Linked DNA regions of Mus musculus: all the other regions are linked to region 1. Evidence: chromatin loops called from intact Hi-C (ENCODE). Cell type or tissue: heart. All regions are shown on one strand.

Region 1 (2,500 bases):
CTTTCTGGGAACCCTGCCCCAGCCTCTGACATCTTCCTTTGCTAGGGGTTCATACCACATTCCCTTTCAAGCTCTCCCTACCCCCCGACCTGGCTCTATGTCTCCCATTCTCAGTTCCAACTTCAAATGGCTCCCATGGCCAGGAATAACCAAGTGACTCAGACAGCAATGGCCATGGTGATCTCTACCCCTTGTACCTTTCCTTACAAGGCCACCAGTGCCTTCTGCCAGCAGGGGTGACCTGCAGGACTCCATCTCACATCCTACATCCATTCACTTGTCCACTGTATCTATAAAGCCAGTGTGTGTGTGTATGTGTGTGTGTGTTTGTGTGTGTGTGGTGTTTAGGTGGCGGGTCAGGGAGGCTACAGTGAAAGGCAGAAGAAGCCGAGAGGGTTAAGGGCCAGGTCAAAGGCCAGTGTGGAGGCAGAAGAAAGAGGCGGCGGGGGCAGGGAGGGAAGGGGAAAGGGCTTGCTGTCCCTAGAGTGTTCTGGGATGTCCTCTGGGTAGAGCTGGATACACAGGAAGCAGGTCGGAACAGATAGGAAGCTAGGAGCAGCGACCGAGGGCTTGCCAAAGGCCCAGGGCACGAGTAGGCCTAGTTCCTCCTGCAAACCCTGATGGTCTTCTTCCTAGGTCAGTACTGCTACCTGGCCAGTCACATGCTACCTTGCCGAGGTTGCTGCTGGCCAGTCTACCAGGGCAGGTCACCTCCCTGCTTGGGAATGAAGGCGGGTGCCAAGCTCCTCCCAGCGGGGTAATTATTGCTCTTCTCCTGCCCACCTTCCTTGAGGTAGCTGGCTGTGGTGGAGCCCACGGGCAGCCTGCCCACCACATCTACCCTGCTTGCTGCCCTGCCTGCCCTGCCGGCTCCACAACATTCCCTCCCCAGGGAGGAGCTGACCCCTGGCCGCCTGATGCCTCTGCTGTGACTCACAGGGCTGGCCTCGGGCAGAGAGGGGCTGGTCCAGGGGCTTGGCCTTGGACGTCACCATAACCAATGGACTTCGAGTGGATCCTGCCCCCTGGCTGTTTGCACATAAAATGCTCTGCGATTCTTTTACCCACACAAAGCTGGTGCTAGCGTCCGGTATATTTCCTGCTGGCCTTTTTACGATGCACATCTGTGCACATTTTTAATGAGGCTGACGTGTAAACGTGCACCCAGTGATGATAACCCTAGCAACATTTCCCCAGGACACTTAAAACATGCAACAGCTGCATTGAGATATAACAGCAGACTGTAAATCTTTTTCTAGAAAGAGAGAGAAAAAAATTCGATTGTTTTTAGTAAATCTTCAGTTGCACAGCACCTCCGTAATCTAATTCCACAGCATTCTAATTTCTCTCCCAACCACCCCTATGCCCGTGAGCAGTCATTCTGTGCCCCCCCCTGCTTTTCCTAGGCCCTTGGGGCAAACCCCAACTATTTTCTCTCTGTGGATCTGCTTCACTGGGCGTTTTCCTGCCACACAAAAGCCTTTTGAGACTGCACACGTTTTGTGAACCCCCATATTAGCTGGTGACGGTGATTGGTGGCTATGTGGTGATTTGGCACAGTGCATTTTGGCCGTTTGGAGCCTTGATTGGCTCTGGGATCTAACTGGAGGAGGGGCTGAGACAAGCAGCCAACTGGCCTCTCCAGAGTGCTTCACCCCGGAAAGAGGGCATGGTTACTTTTGCTTGCAGGACAGCAGGGCTCTTTCTTCTTTAGTTTGCTTGCAGGGAGTCCCCAGCGCGGGTGGCAGGTGCTCGAGGATGACGCTGGACGGTAACTCACGGGGCAGGCCAGTTTCCGCACTGGCAGCTCAGCTCAGCCTGTGGCACGTCTGGAATGCCTGTTCCATGTCTCAGCAAATGCTACCAGGACATCCTTCCTTCCTGGTCGGAGACTGTCATGCTGACCCCGGAGTTGACTTTGGTGTAGCCCAGAGAGTGACCATTGCCTAGCATGCGGGAGGCCCTGGGTTCTGACCCCAGCTCTGTCAGAAGAAGAGAAGGTCTCGAGGAGACGATCCTGCCCAAACCCATATCCCCAATGCCATCTGAGAGCATTCTATTCAGTTTCTGTTTCCCAGCCTGCTACAAGGGATTTGTATTTTATCTAAGTGACTCTCAGCCACCTGGAAACCGCTGAGTGTCTCAGAGAGGAGGGTTCTCCTGACTTCTCTCCACCCAGCTTTTGAGAGGCCAGGGCCTCTGGCATCCAGGACATCTGTGCCAAGAGCTTGCTGTGATTTCTTGATAGGACTCACAGTCTGAGGCTACCTGTCAGGACAAGGAGGGCCCCTCCCATAGTGGCCTCTGCCAGCCCCCAGACCAGCTTGGTAGAGAAGTAGGTGAGCAAGTGCATTCAGCTCTAACAATGCGTAGCTCCCCTGCCCTGGTCAGCCCTGGGCAAGCGTCCTGTTAAAAAGGCCCACCAGGACCCAACCTTACCTACCATTGTTGGGGGCGAAATTGCTAAGGCCTAGGCAGAACAAGTCCAACTGCACCTAGC
Region 2 (2,500 bases), 68 kb before region 1:
CTCCATTTTCCTGTCTGCAGGTCTCCAGAGCCTGGCAATGGGATGGAAGCACGGGGTGGGGGTGGAGGTCCTAACTCCTCCCTGGACTTCTTCCAGGGAGGAACAGTGGGTGTCATGAACACCCGCTCTGGAGACCCTCCTTCCTCCTCCATTGACCCTCTGGGAGTCCCCATCCCCCATACACCTAGATTTTCCCCGAGTATTAACTGCTAGGGACAGTGATAGATAAAGAAACTGAGGCTGACAGAGGGGGTGCACGAGGGCCCGGGTTTAGACAGAACTGACTCTTCCAACCAACCCTAACCCCCAAGATAAAAAAAAAACCCAGGTTCTGTGGTGCTCCCCAATGTTAGAAGAACGCTTGTCCAACGTTGCTGAGCCCAGCTGGCGGGGGCTGGGCACAGCAGTGTGTATGGGGAGAGGCCAGTCTACTGACCCACGCTTGAAAACTGTTTCCCCGACTCCATGCCTGCACTCTCTCACCCCAAGGGGTCGAAAAGAGAGCACCCTGGGGTGGCCTGTCAGTACATCACCCTCGGGGTTCAGTCCTCCCCACCAATGCCAGCCAGCCCTCGTGGATCCTGATCCTGGCCCGGAAACCAGTCTGACCACTTCGCCTATTTCCCAAGCCTCGGTGGAGGGTGGGGTGAGCCCGGCTCAGCTTCCCCTGGGCTGCCCAGCACTGAATGGGTTTGCCCAGAAGGCTGGCGTCAAAGCGACGCGCCCGCCCGCGCCACTGGGAGCCTAGGGCCGCTCCCCCATCACGAAAAAACAACGATTTTCCGCTCCACTCCCGACCTTCGTCGCCTCTCCCCCTCACAGCCAGAGCCAAGCGATTCCTTGCTCAATGTCCTGTGCGCACCTGCAGAAGCTCGGCTGCCCCAGCCCTGCTTATTGTAGGCATGGGCCACTGAGCTGAGTCGGGAGCAGAGTGGTGGGTCATTACAGGGCGGCAAGACGCGCTGGGGAGGCTGCGTGGGTCCAGAGTGCCCCACTGAGCTCCCGGCCGCCGAACTTGGCCGGTCTCGAGGAGGACCCACCGGCTAGAGGGGCAGAAAAAACCCAGTTGTCCGTGAGATGGTAGGTTGGGTGTGTGGCCTCGCAGCCCACCTGTGCACGTGTTTTGAAGGCCCGCGGGCGATGCCGCGAGTCGTTTCAAGGACGCAACTGTGCCTCAACGTCCAGTAGGAGGCTCCTGTCCATGTGAATTCCCTAGAGGCCAAGCTGCCTGGGTACACCCACTACGTGGTGACGCAGAGCTCACTAGCCCTCCCTGGGGCCATAGGATGGTGCGTGGCCCCCCGGGCTGCGGTCTCCAGATGCAGAGCAGGCGGGTCTGAGTTCCGGCGCCACCAGGGCCAAGAAGGAAAATGGCTGGATGCCAGAGTCGCCAGGACCGCGGGAGGACAGGCAGGCGTGTCCAAAGGAGGGACGCCATTCTCTAGCATTCATCCACAGGGCTCCTGCTCCTCCCAGTGTCCTACCGGACCCTCGGGAGCAATCCTGCATAGATGGTAGGGCCCAAATGCTCCGGGTGGGCTTCCCCTGCCCAGAGTTCTATCCTCCTCCAGCTTGGACCTCTCTGTTCTGGAGGCAAGAGCACAGACCGGCGGGCTCTAGGACAGTATTGGTGTAGGGTTTCTGATCTGTCCCTGATGCCTCCCTTTCCCCTTGACCTGGAGAAGGTGTAGCAGAGAACTCCCTATCAAGGCAGTCACCCCATCTGCTGGCATCCTTCTGCTGGCAGGGCCAAAATACTTTAAGAAGCAACTAGGGAGTGGAGCAAACCAGGAAAAGCCAGGGCACTCTCACTTCATGCTAGGTAGAGGCTGCTCTTCTGTCTGAAATGGTTGCCAGGAAATGAAACTTGACAGGCCATGTCCAAGCGAGGGCTGGTGTCACCTGCCAAAGCTCTCTCCTCCAACCACCCAGGGAGCTATTGAGCCTGGCTGGGGACACACCTACAGGGGAGGTGCAGAGAGGCGCTGAGAGAGACTGAGAAAGAGCAAGCAATCCCTAGGACTCTTAGATGGAGATGGGAAATGTCAGGATTTGGTGCTTCTATAGGAGGCTGACCTGGCTCCTAGCGACTCCACCCAAGGCTTCACAGTTCCAGGAACAAAATCAAAGGGTCTACAGGCACCCTGCAGGGTTTAGACTTCTCCAGGCTCTTCTATCCTTGTCTGCCTAGTAAGGACATAAGGGAGACACTATGAAAGGACCCCAAGGTTCCTTACAGTTGAGCAGGCACGACACTGGCTAACTGACTGGAGGAGAGCCTTATTTCCCACAGTAGGCTCCCTGCCCTACGCCCCACATCTCACCTGGAAACGCACCACCTCTCTCCATTAAACCTACTGCTTGCTGCTGGTGCTGCCCCAGCTGCTGCTCTGAGGATGCAGAGGATGTGACTGCAGGGTCCCTTGTGCCACCAGCACAGATGAAGAGGCATCAGGAAAGCTCTTATGAGCACAGACCCACTCTCTTCCCAGACTCCTCC
Region 3 (2,500 bases), 92 kb before region 1:
GGAAGCTCTGAGAAGGGCAGGAAACATCTGGTCAGGGGCCACCTTGACTCTCCCCCCACAACTGATGAAGGGAAGACAGGCTGTTACACAACCTTCCCCAGCCCAAGACTTGTGTTACTCTCTTCAACATTAATTTTATTCATAAATTTCCTTTGGCCTCCCAGGAGAATAGAGTTCCTCTGAAGTGTAGGGGAAGATGGGCCACTCCTGGCAGAAAGGCTGCTTGGGACTCAGGCCTGGATGTCAGGCTGTGGGGAGGCGTCAACACTACAGATAGAAACACCTTGTTGCAGAGATACGACTTTAAAAAAAACGTATGTCTTTTTATTTTTGTGCATTGGTGTTTTCCCTGCATGAATGTCTGTGAGGATGGTGAATCCTCTGGGACTGGAGTTACGGGTTTTGAGCTTCCAGGTGGATGTTGTGGATCGAACGCAGGTCTTAATAGCTGAGCCATCTGAGCCATCTCTCCAGCCAGGGAAACCCATTCCTTGTTTCTTGCAAAGCAGGCAGCTGACGATTTGATTTCCCTTTTGTTGTCTTCAGTGCCTTTTGTTTCTTTTCTTTTTGAAAAGGTGGATAGGGGCAGTTAGATCATAGACCTCAGGTCAGGACAGGAACAAGTGCTGGCCCCATTGGCCAGCTAGGCTCTCTGAAAATCTATGTCTACAGGGACAAGGTCTCCAGACCAAAGTTGAGGGGGCGGGGCTGGCCTACATTGATGTTTATTAATTTCTGTGTTCCTAGTCTGACCACCTAATCAATCCACCTCCATCCTAGAGTAGGCACCACTGACACCAAGTGGAGGGCACCTGGTACGATTGGTGCAGCTGGGTTCTAGGCCAGTGAACACCACCTCCCTCCTGTCCAGCCTGCGTGGGTCGAGGCCGATTCACAAAGGCACAAAGGTGATGCTGGGAGAAGCCGGTTAAGAGGAAAGAAGGCTTTTCTTCACGTCTATCAGACGTGAACCAGAGAGGGGGAGGGGTGTACTTGGGACAGGGGCTGACGCCGTTGCCTGTAGAGGGCGCGCGCTCCCCACGAAGTTCGTGTCGCTGGACTTTAAATGATGATGGGGAGGAGGGCGGAATCCCCCGCTGTCCCGTGCTGTGGTAAACTCAGTTGCACTGTCTACACCCCTGCTGCTCAGAGTAACCACCCGCCGAACCGTCTGCGGCCGCAGAAAGAAAGTCCAGGCCTCTGCCTACTGCTTCTCCCTGCTGTCAGCTAAATTTCCATCCTTGATGGCACCCGTTCGTGATCCTATTCGCTCCTACCTTGGGATCCCGTTGAATCCGAGCCGCCCCTGGCTTGAAGGACTTTTTGGTGAAAAGAAAAAAGCCGTGGATGCATCCGCAGAGAGTGGAGCAGGCTTGCATACCACTGTCGTCCTGGGCACAGCACCGGGCCTTCGTCAGAGCCGCGCGCTGTGAGCATCCAAGAGTCAGGGAAAAAAAAAAAAAAAAAAAAAAAAAACCGGCTCTAAGTAGAGCCATAAGTATTCCATTCAATCCGTGTTTGTGTTGGGCAAGGCTCAGCTCCGACAGCGGCTCTAACACGTCCTGCCAAAGAGAACGGACGGAGGGAGATCTGTCTGAACGAAGGCTGTCTGGAGCCAGGGGTCCTCACACCCGTGCTTTGCTCTTAAGGAGAATACACCCAGAAAATTCTCTGAGGAAGCCCTGAACCCAGGTTGAAGTTGGTGGTGACCAAAGAAGCGGAGAAATCCCTAAGGGTCGGTGCGGGATTCCAACCTATATTTGAGGGAGGGGCTACTGCTGAAGTCACCAGGCACAGTCACAGTGCCTTCTTGTCTCCCTGATGGCCATCGCCCTCCAGAGGGCCCAGTAAAGAGCTTGCTCGACCCAGAGCACCTTGAGGTGGCCTAAGAAACAGACCTTGGACCTCTTGGCGACTGAGACAAGCTGACCGCTCAACTGGACACTCAATGACCTGCTCTGGCAACCCCGGACCACAGACGTTGACCCACAGCCTCCCACGCAGGTCACTGAGCTGGAGGAGGAAGGTGGGGCCAAGGGCAAAAGATGTGACCTGGTCCGTATTCCCCCCTCCCTCCCCTTGGGCTCTGCGTGTTCGCACGGATTACAGCTTTTTCTGCAAGGGAGCGACGTCTACCCAGGAATATGGAGGTGGAACTAGGTTCAGTACTGGTAAGGTCCTCTTTGGGAATCCGGAGTATGGGTCGCCTTTGCAGCCTCAGGACCCCGCCTCTCTGCTGAGAAGTCTGCAGCCTAGAAGACTGAGAACACCCACCATCATCACCCCATGCTATGTTCTCCATCGGCAGCCCCTCATCCAACCTTGTGGTATCTACCCGAAAGAACACTAGGGTCCAAGAAGCCGTAGGGACTGGTGGTGGGAGCGCGGGGCTGAGGGTCGGCGGCTCCCAGCTCACTAATCACATCAGCGCGCTCTGCGCCGGCTCCAAGCAGGCAGTTGCCTAGCAATAGCCGCGAATTCAATTCCTCAATCAATAGAC

The links. Peaks named below come from ENCODE experiments on the same cell type or tissue, not always from the same donor. Only the 100,000 strongest peaks of a DNase experiment are listed, where the experiment ranks them.
Region 2: a loop joins it to region 1, with 4 times the contacts of the local background. A loop is called at or near these places in 10 of 42 quality-filtered maps.
Region 3: it touches region 1 in a loop (6-fold over the local background); 6 of 42 quality-filtered maps call a loop at or near these places.

What each region holds. Positions count from the first base shown.
Region 1 is chr11:119,125,673-119,128,172 of GRCm38, forward strand. Gm11755 (a long non-coding RNA gene) reads right to left here and starts at 1,240. Exons shown (of 4, transcript XR_880345.1): 1 at 1-1,240. In heart, a CTCF peak has its summit at 1,032; a DNase peak (open chromatin) is centred at 939; H3K4me3 peaks cover 1,063 bases; H3K27ac peaks cover 2,500 bases.
Region 2 is chr11:119,057,564-119,060,063 of GRCm38, forward strand. No RefSeq gene overlaps it. Among named protein-coding and RNA genes, the nearest start is that of Cbx8, 18 kb to the left of the region's middle. In heart, a CTCF peak has its summit at 1,174; DNase peaks (open chromatin) are centred at 588 and 1,298; H3K4me3 peaks cover 1,769 bases; H3K27ac peaks cover 1,638 bases; H3K27me3 peaks cover 2,442 bases.
Region 3 is chr11:119,033,295-119,035,794 of GRCm38, forward strand. No RefSeq gene overlaps it. Among named protein-coding and RNA genes, the nearest start is that of Cbx8, 6.4 kb to the right of the region's middle. In heart, no CTCF peak of the experiment used is centred here; a DNase peak (open chromatin) is centred at 1,047; H3K4me3 peaks cover 1,661 bases; H3K27me3 peaks cover 2,298 bases.